Regions from separate parts of the Homo sapiens genome. Here region 1 is linked to region 2. Evidence: chromatin contacts called from ENCODE Hi-C or POLR2A ChIA-PET data. All regions are on one chromosome and are shown on one strand. The core of a region is the stretch at or near the end of the contact, and the rest is flanking DNA. Distances in the headings are between cores, read along the strand shown.

What was found. Hi-C counts contacts between places; a loop is a spot of excess contacts on that map. ChIA-PET counts read pairs that join two places held with the same protein, here RNA polymerase II (POLR2A). Pooled maps may share reads with other maps.
Region 1: a pooled map shows a loop between it and region 2 (10-fold over the local background). The contact joins the enhancer-like site here to the promoter of LRRC41 in region 2. A Hi-C loop is called at or near these places in 5 of 50 pooled maps. POLR2A ChIA-PET finds 5 or more read pairs at or near these places in 2 of 52 experiments (HEK293 and WTC11).

The regions. Positions count from the first base shown.
Region 1 is chr1:46,517,548-46,523,702 of GRCh38, reverse strand. No RefSeq gene overlaps it. Among named protein-coding and RNA genes, the nearest start is that of TMEM275, 15 kb to the left of the region's middle. RefSeq lists enhancers at 1-531, 532-1,483, 5,915-6,155 and a cis regulatory region at 455-1,527. Within about 2 kb of position 3,507, at least 2 of the 41 ENCODE cell types and tissues checked have a DNase peak (open chromatin) inside an H3K27ac peak, as active enhancers do.
Region 2 is chr1:46,299,689-46,305,150 of GRCh38, reverse strand. LRRC41 (leucine rich repeat containing 41) reads left to right here and starts at 1,535. Exons shown (of 10, transcript NM_006369.5): 1 at 1,535-2,027. The coding sequence starts at 1,829. It overlaps UQCRH (ubiquinol-cytochrome c reductase hinge protein), which reads right to left and starts at 1,453. Exons shown (of 4, transcript NM_006004.4): 1 at 1,331-1,453. The coding sequence starts at 1,384. RefSeq lists enhancers at 699-1,280, 1,281-1,864, 1,600-1,999, 3,420-3,539, 3,030-3,612 and 1 more and silencers at 1,990-2,049, 2,100-2,149, 2,180-2,329, 2,680-2,749, 2,780-3,329.

The DNA of each region.
Region 1 (6,155 bases), core at 2,258-4,757, 220 kb before region 2:
ACAGAAGAATGACTGCTTTTTCAGTTATTCTTCTATGTATCTATGGCTTCCACCCAACCCAGCAGGGTGGGGCGCTTAAATCAGGCTCAGAAGTTGTCCAAAGCCCCACTTAAAAAAAAAATAGGGACAGAGGGCTGGGCATGGTGGCTCACACCTGTAATCCCAGCACTTTGGGAGACCAAGGCTGGCGGATCACTTGAGCTCAAGAGTTCAAGGCCAGCCTGGGCAACATGGTGAAACCCCACCTCTGTCAAAAAATACAAAAATTAGCTGGGCATGGTGATGTGTACCTGTAGTCCCAGCTGCTTGGGAGGCTGAAGTGGAAGGATGGCTTGAGCCCAGGAAGGTGAGGCTGCAGTGAGCTGTGATCATACCACTGCATTTCAGCCTGGGTGACAGAGTGAGACCCTGTCTTTAAAAAAATGAATAGGGACTGAGGCCCAGAGAAGGGCTTTTCCAATAGCCCACAGTCCAAGAGGCAGGCTGGGGCTTGCAGGCTGCGCGGTCCTTTCTAGGCAGCTTACCGAGGGCAGACTGAAGGTAAACCTGAAGGAGGTGAACCTTTCAGACGTCTCGCGGGCCCTGCCTCCACAGGGGCTGTGCATGCTAAGGAGACAGCGAGGGGCGGGCCGATGAGCACCTGCCTTTACCTCCCCTTAATCTCCCGTGTCGTCAAGTTTCCGCCTCAGCCCCCTGTCGTGAAGCTTCTGCCTCAGGTACCCTGGATTCTTCCTGAAGCACTGGGGCTCCTGTGTTCTGGAGTTCTCTTCAGGAGAATCCTAAGGTAAAAAAGAATGTGTTCCCTCCCTCCTGGCTGCCCAGCACATGCTGTGCAGAGGCCAGGAGATGGGCAGGGTGACCTGGGAAGGACCCAGGCCTGCGGGTCTATCGTCCCGCTTAGATGAGACCAACAACAAAGAGCAGCTTGTACACACACTCACACCCACGTGCACCCACACACGCCCACACAGGCTCTTTCCAAGAACAGCTCTTCAAGCCTGGCTGCCAAGATAAAGGAGCCACGGGGCGGTCAACCCCAGGAGGAAATATCGCTTCTGCAACTTTTGTTGTTCAGAGGTCTTTGTGAAATCTCCAGACTCTTCTTGGAAAGGATCCCAGGCTGAGGTGGCAGTTTCCCGCAGCGGGAGACATGGGTGAGGGCCACGCAGCCTCCCCGGCCTGGAAGGAGCTGGGGGAGGAGAGCCCCAGGGGGCCGGGCTTGGAGTCATTAGTGGTGGCAACAGAAGCTTAATCCTTCACTTCCATTATTACCGCACTCAACTCCCACAAGCCTGGGGGTAGACAGAGACCTCCCCATTTTACAGATGATGAAACAGAGGTTCCCAGAAGCCTAGCAGCTTATTAAATAGTCCACAGTGAGTCAGTGCTAGAAATGAAACTGTGACTGACTTGGCACCAGTCACAGACTGAGCCGGCCCTGCCCCAAACTGAGTCCTGCCATGGCCCATTCTGAGCTCCAACTCTGACCTCTAATCGAGCTGTGTCTTGCCCTAGATTGATCCTGAATCTAGCCTCAGATTGCCCCTCCTGTTAGCCGTAAGCCCTTCGAGGTCAGAGACGTGTGCACTTCTCATTCACCCCTGCTCCTTTACGTGGATATATGTGTGATTATTTGAGTAATCTCCATTTTATCCATTAGACTATATATAGGGCCAGGAACTGAGTCTACTTTTGTTTAGTGGCACTTATCATAATGTAATAAGTGCAATAATAACAAGCAAGTATTGGCCGGGCGTCGTGGCTCATGCCTGTAATCCCAGCACTTTGGGAGGCCAAGGTGGGTGGATCACTTGAGCTCAGGAGCTAGAGACCAGCTTGGGCATAACAGTGAGACCTCATCTCAAATAATAAAAGTAAAAACAAATTTAAAAAAAAAAAACAAGCAAGTATTGAGCATTTACTAAATGCCAAAATTGTGCTAAGTGTTTTACAGATGTTATCTTTTATTCCTAACAAAGAACCCTGAAGTAGGCATTATCATTCGCCCCACTTTACCAAGGAGAATACTGAGCCCCAAGGTGACACTAGGAGGAGGTGTGTATAGGATGCTCTTGGTAGTTCCCTCCACCCCTCACACTCAGTTGCCTGATGAGGAATGGGGTGGAGAAGGAAACCGTGGCTGGAAGAGGAAGTGGTGGCCCTTGGGCAGGTGGGAGAAGCAGAGGGCTTTCTGGAGGCCTTGGGTTTCTGAAGCCACAGAAGGGCCAGTGACTTAGCTGAAAGAGATGGGGTGGGCTGGGCACTGTGGCTTACACCTGTAATCCCTGCACTTGGGGAGGCTGAGGCAGGCGGATCACCTGAGGTCAGGAGTTCGAGACCAGCCTGGCCAACATAGTGAAACCCCCTGTCTCTACTAAAAATACAAAAAAATTAGCCAGGTGTGGTGGCAGGCGCCTGTAATCCCAGCTGCTTGGGAGGCTGAGGCAGGAGAATTGCTTGAACCTAGGAGGCAGAGGTTGCAGTGAGCTAAGATCACACCATTTCATTCCAGCCTGGGCAACAAATGCAAAACTCTGTCTCAAATAAATACATAAATAAATAGAAATGGGGTGGGAGTGAGACCAGCTATATATTTTATGGGGTCCAGGGCAAAATGAAAATGCAGGGCCCCTTGCTTAAAATGTAAAGATTTCAAGATGGTGACATCAGAACATTGCGGGCCCTCTGAGCCCAGGGCCCTGTGTGACTGCATGGGTCACACGCCCATGAGGCTGCTGCAGGAGGGAGCATGCTGTGAAGAGGTGGGCTCAAGGCAGCCCCTTGGGGTGGATGTGTGGGTTGGTGCACATGGGTGTTCACATGGCAGCTGGGACCAGTGTCTGACTCTTATGTGGGCATTTGGGTGGCATCTTCCACAATCACAGGGCAGCCGCCACCAAGTCTCTGTGGGCACCAGGCCAGCAGTTTGGCTCGAGAGGCTGTCTGTACAGGGGAGCTGGTGCCACTGAGCATTCAGGGGCTGTCTGGAGTGTGAGCAAGCCGGGAAGAATGCATGTCTGGGGGTGGAGCGGGTGTGTGGAGCATCAGGCGACAGAGCGTGGCTGTGTGTCTGCCGGTTTGCAGTGGGGCTGTGTACACAGGCATGAGAGACAGGGAGACAGACACCCTGGGATTGTGTGGTCCAGTGCAGAAGTCAACATGTCCCAGGGGTGTGAGAGGATGCGTGTGTGCGTGTGTGCTGTGAATGTATGGGGAATGTGTGTGAGAGGCTGTCAGTGTGTGGGGGCGTGTATGCCTATTCCCACGTGCCTTCCTGGGTGCTGGCCCTTGCTGTCTTCCTTATTGTGAGGCCTCCCAGGTGAAGACCTCTCCAGCCTGCCTCAGCCCAGCCCCCAGGCCTTTGTGGGACCAGGTCCCCTCTCAGAGCGACATTCCTGCCTGCCGTGGGGTGGGCAGCCCCACAGAGCTGCCTCCTAGGCTGCTGGGGTGATCCCTGGCCAGTGGTGTCAGGTTCCCAGTGCTGAGCCCTCCCTCTGCAACCCTCTGAGGGCCTTTGTTGGAAGTTCAGACACACTTGTCAGGGGGGCGGGTAGAAGGCCACCTCCTAATCGGCTTTCCCAGAAGCTAAAGGAGAATGAGTGATGGGGGTGGAGGGCTCCAGCCCAGAGCAGCTCTGTGGGAAAGAGATGAGGGAAGTGCCCAGCCCTAAAGGGGTCCATTCCCCAGACCCTCTCAGCAGGGGCCCCTTCCCTGAGGGCCCCTAAGGAACCAGACCCCTGAGCTGCAAGAACATTGGCCAAGGCCTAAGAGAAGGGGGAACTACCGGGCGCCATGGCTCAGCCAGGCGGTGGCTCACGCCTGTAATCCCAGCACTTTGGGAAGCAAAGGCAGGTGGATCACCTGAGGTCAAGAGTCTGAGACCAGCCTGGCCAACATGGTGAAACCCGTCTCTACTAAAAATACAAAAAATTAGCCAGGAGTGGTGGTCAGCGCCTGTAGTCCCAGCAACTGGGGAGGCTGAGGCAGGAGAATCCCTTGAACCCGGGAGGTGGAGGTTGCAGTGAGCCAAGACCGCACCATTGCACTCCAGCCTGGGCAACAAGAGCAAAACTCCATCTCAAAAAAAAGAAAGAGAGAACATGGGGAATTTGGAGAGAAGCTTCGGGGAGCCCCCTACCTTTCCCATTTCCCCCACCATGGGCTATCTGAGCACCAACGGCATGCTGGGCCTAGAACTGCTCAGCTTCTCAGCCTCCCCAGTGCCTTCTCCTTTTTACCTCCTCTGAGTCACCCAGGAAGCAGGCTGGACCTGGTTAAAGATTCCTATTCAACAGAATAGGAAACTGCAGACCAGAGAGGGATAGTTATTTGCCCTCAGTAAACAGCAAGCCAGGCTTAGCTCATCCTGGCTCCACCAGTAGCTTCTTCTTCTCTTTGTGGTCAGCGTTTCCCTGAGGTCCCATCCTCTGCTTCTCTCTCTGTAATCTCATTTAGCAACGTGGCTTCATTCACCATCTCCCTGTGACAACCATCAAGGCTAAGAGCATGGATTCTGAGGCCAGCCAGGTTCATCCCTTGGTTGGCCCATGACTAGCTATGTGGCCCCTCAGCAAGTTATTTAACCACTCTGTACCTCAGTTTTCCCATCTGTAAATGAGGATAGTAATAGTACCTACCTCATAGAGTTGTGTAAGGATTAAGTGACTTCTTTTATTTATTATTATTATTATTAATTATTTTTTGAGACAGAGTCTCACTCTGTTGCCCAGGCTGGAGTGCAGTGCTGCAATCTCAGCTCACTGCAATCTCTGCCTCCCGGGTTCAAGCAATTCTTCTGCCTCAGCCTCCTGAGTAGCTGTGAATACAGGTGCCTACCACCACGCCCGGCTAACTTTTGTATTTTTAGTAGAGTCAGGGTTTCACCCTATTGGCCAGGCTGGTCTTGAACTCCTGACCTCATGATATGCCCGCCTCGGCCTCCCAAAGTGCTGGGATTACAGGAGTGGGCCACCATGCCCAGCCAAGTGGCTTCTTACGTGTAAGGTGCCAGGCACAGAGAAAGTCTGTGTCAGCAGCAGAGACAGACCCTACATCTTCCCTTGAATAAATAGAAGTCTCCTCAAATGCAGCAAACAAGACTACCCTGAGCTCAGGATCATTTTCGGACACTCACTCCACTCCAACAGAGTAGGGGTCTCCATCTACCCTATTGCCTGGCCAGAGACTTGAAAGTACCCTTGACCCTCCCCATCCTGCTTAAAATCACCACAACAATTTTCCTTCCGAAATCTCTCATCAATCAGACCCCTGCTCTGCACTCCCTCCCCCAGTCCAGATGGATGCCACCCTCCTCTCACCAGGACGTGACAGATACTGGCCTCCTCTCTGATCTCCTGCCCCCACCTCCTTCTCATGAGCCACCATGCAGCGAAAGTGGGGGTTACTAAAATACGCATAGATCACCCCACTCCCTCACTGGGAATAGCTTCCAGTGCCTCCCACACCCTTGGCCCTTGGGCTTCAGTCCAAGGTCCTTGTTTCCCTCCTCATCCTCACTGGCTGGCACCACCCCCACCATCCTCAAGCCCCACCCAGACAAGTCCCTTGTTCTTTCAGGGCTCAGGGCTTTGGCAAGCTGGCTCAATCCTGCAGCTTTCTATGAGCTATGCCTCTCCCAGGGCACCCTTCTCTTTGACTTCCTGGTGAACACTGGACCCATGAGACTCAGGTCAAAAGTCTCCCTCCCAAGGGGCCTTTCTGATCTCCCTAGACTGAGCTAGGGGTCCTCTTCTGTGCTCCCACAGGTATCCTTTTTTTTGTTTGTTTTTTGTTTTTTGTTTTGAGACAGAGGCTCGCTCTGTCGCCCAGGCTGGAGTGCAGTAGTGCCGTGGCTCATTGCAACCTCCGCCTCCCAGGTTCAAGCAGTTCTTGTGCCTCAGCCTCCCGAGTAGCTGAATAGCTGGGATTACAGGCACACGCCACCACACCTGGCTAATATTTGTTATTTTTAGTAAAGACAGGGTTTTGCCATGTTGGCCAGGCTGGTCTCGAACTCCTGACCTCAGGTGATCTGCCCACCTTGGCCTCCCAAAATGCTGGGATTACAGGCGTGAGCCACTGTGCCCATCCCAAGGTCTCCATTTTTTGAACACCATATCACCCTGTGTTGTAGTGTTTTCCTTACTTGTTTCTAT
Region 2 (5,462 bases), core at 286-2,785:
AGAGACGGGGTTTCGCCACGTTGCCCAGGCTGGTCCAACTCCTGGACTCATGCTACCTGTCTGCCTCGGCCGTCCTCCTAAAGTGTTGGGATTACAGGCGTGAGCCACTGCGCCCGGCCTCAGGTTCTATTTCTTTTTAGAAATAATAAGACTAGAAAAATTAAGGGATAAATAAGTCTCCAATTATTCTGAACCCACAGCCCAGAATGGCTGCCCCCAAGTGACCAGAGAACAGACGGACAGGAAATGAGATTAGAAACAACTAGTAGCTGTGTCGCAAAATTGATAAGAGTCCTGGTTCTAGAACCGCGCTGCTTGGCCGCAATTCCTGGCTGCACCAATTTGGTAGCTGCATGACCTTAGAAAAGATATTTAACCTCTATGCTTGTTTCCTCATCTGTAAAAATGGCACTAATAGTACCCAACACTTACTTCATAGGAATAGTGTGTAGATGAAATGAATTAGGGCCGGGCGCGGTGGCTCACGCCTGTAATCCCAGGACTTTGGGAGGCCGGGGTGGGCGGATCACTAGGTCAGGAGTTCGAGATCAGCCTGGCCAACAGAGTGAAACCCCCGTCGCTACTAAAAACACAAAAATTAGCCAGGCGTGGTGGCGGACACCTGTAGTCCCAGCTACCTGGGAGGCTGAGGCAGGAGAATCGCTTGAACCCAGGAGGCGGAGGTTGCAGCGAGCCGAGACCACGCCACTGCACTCCAGCCTGGGCGACAGAGCGAGATTCCATCTCAAAAAAAAAAAAAAAATTAATTAGTGCATATAAAGCACTTGGAATAGCAAGCAGTCAATAATTATAGCAGCACTCTTTCTCTGGGAAAGAGCTCCCTCTTCCATCACAGAATCACATCGTACATTCTTTCATTGTCCCCAAAGACACACACCTTCCTCAAAGAAAAGGAACACAAGGCCAGGTCTTCCGAACCTCCATAGAAGATGTGGTAGGGATTCCTAACCTGAGCTGGGGCAAGGCGGTCTGTTTGCTCCCCAAATCTGTGAAACGCGGGCTTCAGAACATCTGACTGACTGCAAACATAGGTCATATTTTTACAAGACTTTAGTCCACAAAACATTTTCGCTCTCAAACCTTCACTACATTCACAGAATGCAGAAGCCGAGGCCCAGAGAAAAACTAGTCATCTATCTGTCCAAAGTCACCGGACGAATTCTGGGGAAAGGTCGAGGGAACTAGAGCTCCCGACTATGCAAACCCTAGAGGGTAAACTGGGGGCTAAGAGGGCCCCGTGCGTGTTTTGGCGGGCTAGGTCCTGGGCTTCAGGGCAGAGAAGAGGGCCGAGTGGATCGCCTTGCCTTACCTCCTCAGGATCTCCGGATTCGGTAAGCATCTTTTGCTCGTCCTCCAGTCCCATGTCTGGCTACGGTTCTAGATTCAACACGAGCAGCAACAGCGGCACCTAACCCAGTTCAGGATCAAGAAGGACTTGTAAGGGTCACTCAGCGGAAATCCGGCGATCTGGCCGGAAGTGCGGCACACTCATCGTGGTCGCGAACACATGCTCAGATTGGCATGTACTACCAGCCGCAGGCAGAGGTTAGGGGTAGCTGATGTTTGCACCCGAGGAGGCTTTGCTAAGAAACATCCCCTTAGTCATACCACACCCAAGTATAATTGATCTAGGAGTTTATCTAAAATAGTAGCTCCTAAGAGACTTGGAAAGTGTGCTAATTTCTTCGAAATTTCTTTAGAATAATTCACATTCTTCCCCATATCGCTTATGGAGCCGTCCTAACTGCTGACCTTTTCAAGATGGCGGTCCGCGGGCGACACTCTCGGGCTCGCGCACCTCCCCAAGATGGCGGCGCCCGAGGCCTGGCGCGCCCGGAGTTGCTGGTTCTGTGAGGTAGCGGCGGCAACGACCATGGAGGCCACGTCCCGGGAGGCGGCGCCAGCGAAGAGCTCGGCCTCGGGCCCCAACGCTCCCCCCGCCCTGTTCGAGCTGTGCGGGCGGGCGGTGAGCGCCCATATGGGGGTTCTGGAGAGCGGGGTGTGGGGTAAGTCGCGGGGTGAGGGGCTACCTCTGGCTAAGAGCAAGGGGCGGCCCAGCGGCCGGGGGGCGCGGGGGGCGAGGCCGGGAGGCCCGGGGCAAGGCCCAGCCTGGGGCGCTGAAAGCCAGCTCGTAGGATCGGAGAATGAATTTTGTGACTGACAGGGCTGGACAGAGTAAAGACGGAGACCTAAATGGGCAGGCTGACCCGCACCGCGGCCTGGCTCGGGGGCGCGGGGGGCGAGGCCAGGAGGCCCGGTCTGGAGCGAAGCAGGCTGGGCCCGGGCGACTGAGGCTGGATTGCGGCTGTGGGCCGCGCGAACTGACACTCGGCTGGGCCGGGCAGGAGAGTCTCGGATGTCGAACCGGTGGGCAGCGATGGCCCGGCTGCCCTAGGGCAGGGGCCGAGGTTAGGAGGCCCGGCCTAAGGCAAGGCCAGGCCAGGCCCGGGGCCACCGAACCTGACTGATGGCCCCGGGGCTCCAGCATCTGCCTGACACGCCACGGGGGTCGAGATTCCGGAGGCCAAGCCGATGGGCGGAGGGGAGGACAGCAGATTGGAGAGCGAGGGAATGGGGCAGGGGGAGAGGCCGAACGAAAGGGTCGGGGCGCCGCGGCCTGTCTGACGGCCCAGGGCTGACGGGAGCGAACCGACAACCGGGGTCTCGGGTGCCAAACTGACTAAGCGACCGAGCGACCGTGCGACCCGCAGGACAGGGAGCGCCGGAGGCCACTCGGATCGGCTCGAGCGGCGAGGAGGGACCGGAGAGCGAGTGGAGGGGGGCCCGGAGCGGCTTAAACAAGCGAGGGAGGCTCGAATGACGGACAGGCGGGAAGGGCCAAGGAGGCCCCAAGCGGGGCGACGGCCCGGGGATCCCGGACTGCCGGGCTGCCGTGGCAGGGGGCGCGGCGCCGCCAAGAGGCCTTGGGCTGAATGGGAGTGAACGGGGGCCCCAGGCCTGAAGGCGGCCGGGACCAAAGGGCCGGGCCTGGATGGAGGGCGGCCTGGGGCGCCGGGATGAACGGCCGGGGAGGGCGAACCGGCCAGTTGGGCTGGGAGGCGGGGCTGTGGGTTGGGGACCGCTGGCCGCGGCCTGGCCGCTGACGAGGGAAACTTGGGTCCGACGTGGGGCAAGTGAAAGAGGGGAAAGTGAGGCTCTGCCAAGCAGGCCTAGCCGCGCTGGGGACAGGGGAGGCCTCGGGCCTGAGAGGCTGCTGGCTCTGTGAGGGTGGGGTCGGGAGGCCGGGGTTGGAGTTGGGCGAAGAGGTGGCAGGCCCGGCCGAGGCCTGCTGGGGAGGGGGGCAGGAGAGCAGGCCCCGGGCCTGGAAGCGGCGCGGGGGAGGTTCCACCAGGAGGCCTTGCGGGTGGCCGTGGCGTCTTTGCAGGAGGAAGGCCCTGGTCAGGACAGGAGTGAGGACTTTGAGGACTCGAGGTTGCAGGGCGCGGAGTTTGAGTTATGCCATGAGGAGGGGGTGTGGGGAAAAGGCCCTGGAGTTTGGGGGGACTGAAGCTCCGGGATAAGCTGGAGGGTGGTCGGGGAGGCCCTTGGCTGTGGGAGTGGAGCCCAGTACCATGAGGCCTGAGTGTCCTGCATAGTGGTGGTGGAAGAGGCTTTTAGAAGTCGGCCGGTGTGCGGAGGGGACAGTGGAGGCCCCAGGCCAGCCAGCGGCTGAGAAGACAAGGGGCAGGCCGACCCATGGGGAACAGGAGGAAAGGCTCCGTAGAGCTGAGCAGGGAGCTCAGAAAAGTCCTAGGGCATGGGGAAGAAGGCAGAGAGGGTCTGGCTTTTCCGCCTGGAGCTTCTGGGATGCTAAGACTGGCTAAAAAGGAAGATGACTGGGTGCGGAGGCCCAGGTTGGGAAGCAGCAGCATTAAAGGTGCAGGCTAGAAAGAAGCAAGGAAAATCCCGGCTTAAGAAGAATGGAGAAAGGAAGAGAGGAGTTTGTGGGTAACTGGGGATGAGAATTCCTGTGGCTGCAAGAAGAGATGGCTAACTAGAGGGGAGCAGGTTGGAGGGAAAAGGGGTAAGGCTCTGGAGGAACTTCTTCCCGTGTGGCCTCTTCCCCCTAAAACAATTGACAGTTTACTGAATCTCCCTTTCCCCTTCTCCCTCCCCTACCACTGCTGTACATACCACCATCCCATTACTGGCTGAGCCCCCAGCCAAGTTGAGAGGAGACAGGGGAGGAAGAGCTCCTGTGGGCCTAGACCAGAAAAAGCTGAATCAAGTGAGGCCTTTTAGGAGAATAGCCAAGGAAGAGGCCTGCTAAGCATTGCTATTTTAGAGGAAGGTCTGTGTGGGCTAACAGCCAGGAAAGGCTTCCTGGAGGTAGTGGACTAGCATCGCTTTGTGTAAGGAGTTGGGGCAGCGGGTGTATAGAGGCAGCAGGAAAGGGTACAATGAGGAAACTTTAAAATAAGGTATATTATACCTTGAATACCAGGATATGGAGTTTGGACTTTATCATGAATGCAGCAGAGAGACCTCCAAGGGTTTTGAAGAGGGTAGTGTCATCACCAAGAGCAGGATGAAGAGGGACTGGATGGAGACTGAAGTGAAGGAGAGCAGTTAGGCTGTTGTAATAGACCAGATGAAAGGTGATGTGGACTACATTCGTGTAAAAGCATAGGGAATTAACACTTTCATTCAGCCCGTACATCGAGGACCTACTATGTACAAATAATTATACTAGATTCTTGGATGTCAAGATTCAGTTATTCTGTAAGTAAAGATAAAAAGAGACCCTGGAGCGGAAGTTTTGGTATACTCCAAGATCTTAGACTTGTTCTTTTTCTTTGAGATGGGGTCTCACTCTGTCACCCAGGCTGCAGTGCAGTGGCATGATATCAGCTCACTGCCACCTCTGTCTTCTGGGCTCAAGCAATTCTCCCATCTCAGCCTCTCGAGTAGCTGGGACCACAGGCGTGCCCCACAACACCCAGCTAATTTTTTTTTGTATTTTTGGTAGAGATGGGGTTTTGCCATGTTGCCCAGGCTAGTCTCAAACTCCTGGACTTAAGCAATGCCCCCTACCTCTGACCTCCAAAGATTACAGGAATTACAGGTGTGAGTTTGACTTGTTCTTGATTGGACAGAGATGCCATTGACAGGATAAAAATAACCACCAACATTTAGCGAGCTTATTATGGCTGGGCATTGTTTTAAACAGATTATAAGCATGATCTTCACAACAATGTCATGAGTTAATTACTGTTATCTCCATTTTATTTTATTTTATTTTATTTTATTTGTGAGACAGAGTCTTGCTCTGTCGCCCAGGCTGAAGTGCAGTGGCGCCATCTCGGCTCACTGCAGTCTCTACCTCCTGAGTTCAAGTGATTCTTGTGCCTCAGCCTCCCAAGTAGCTGGGATTACAGGCGTGCATCATTACACCTGGCTAATTTTTGTATTTTTAGTAGAGATGGGGTTTCACCATGTTG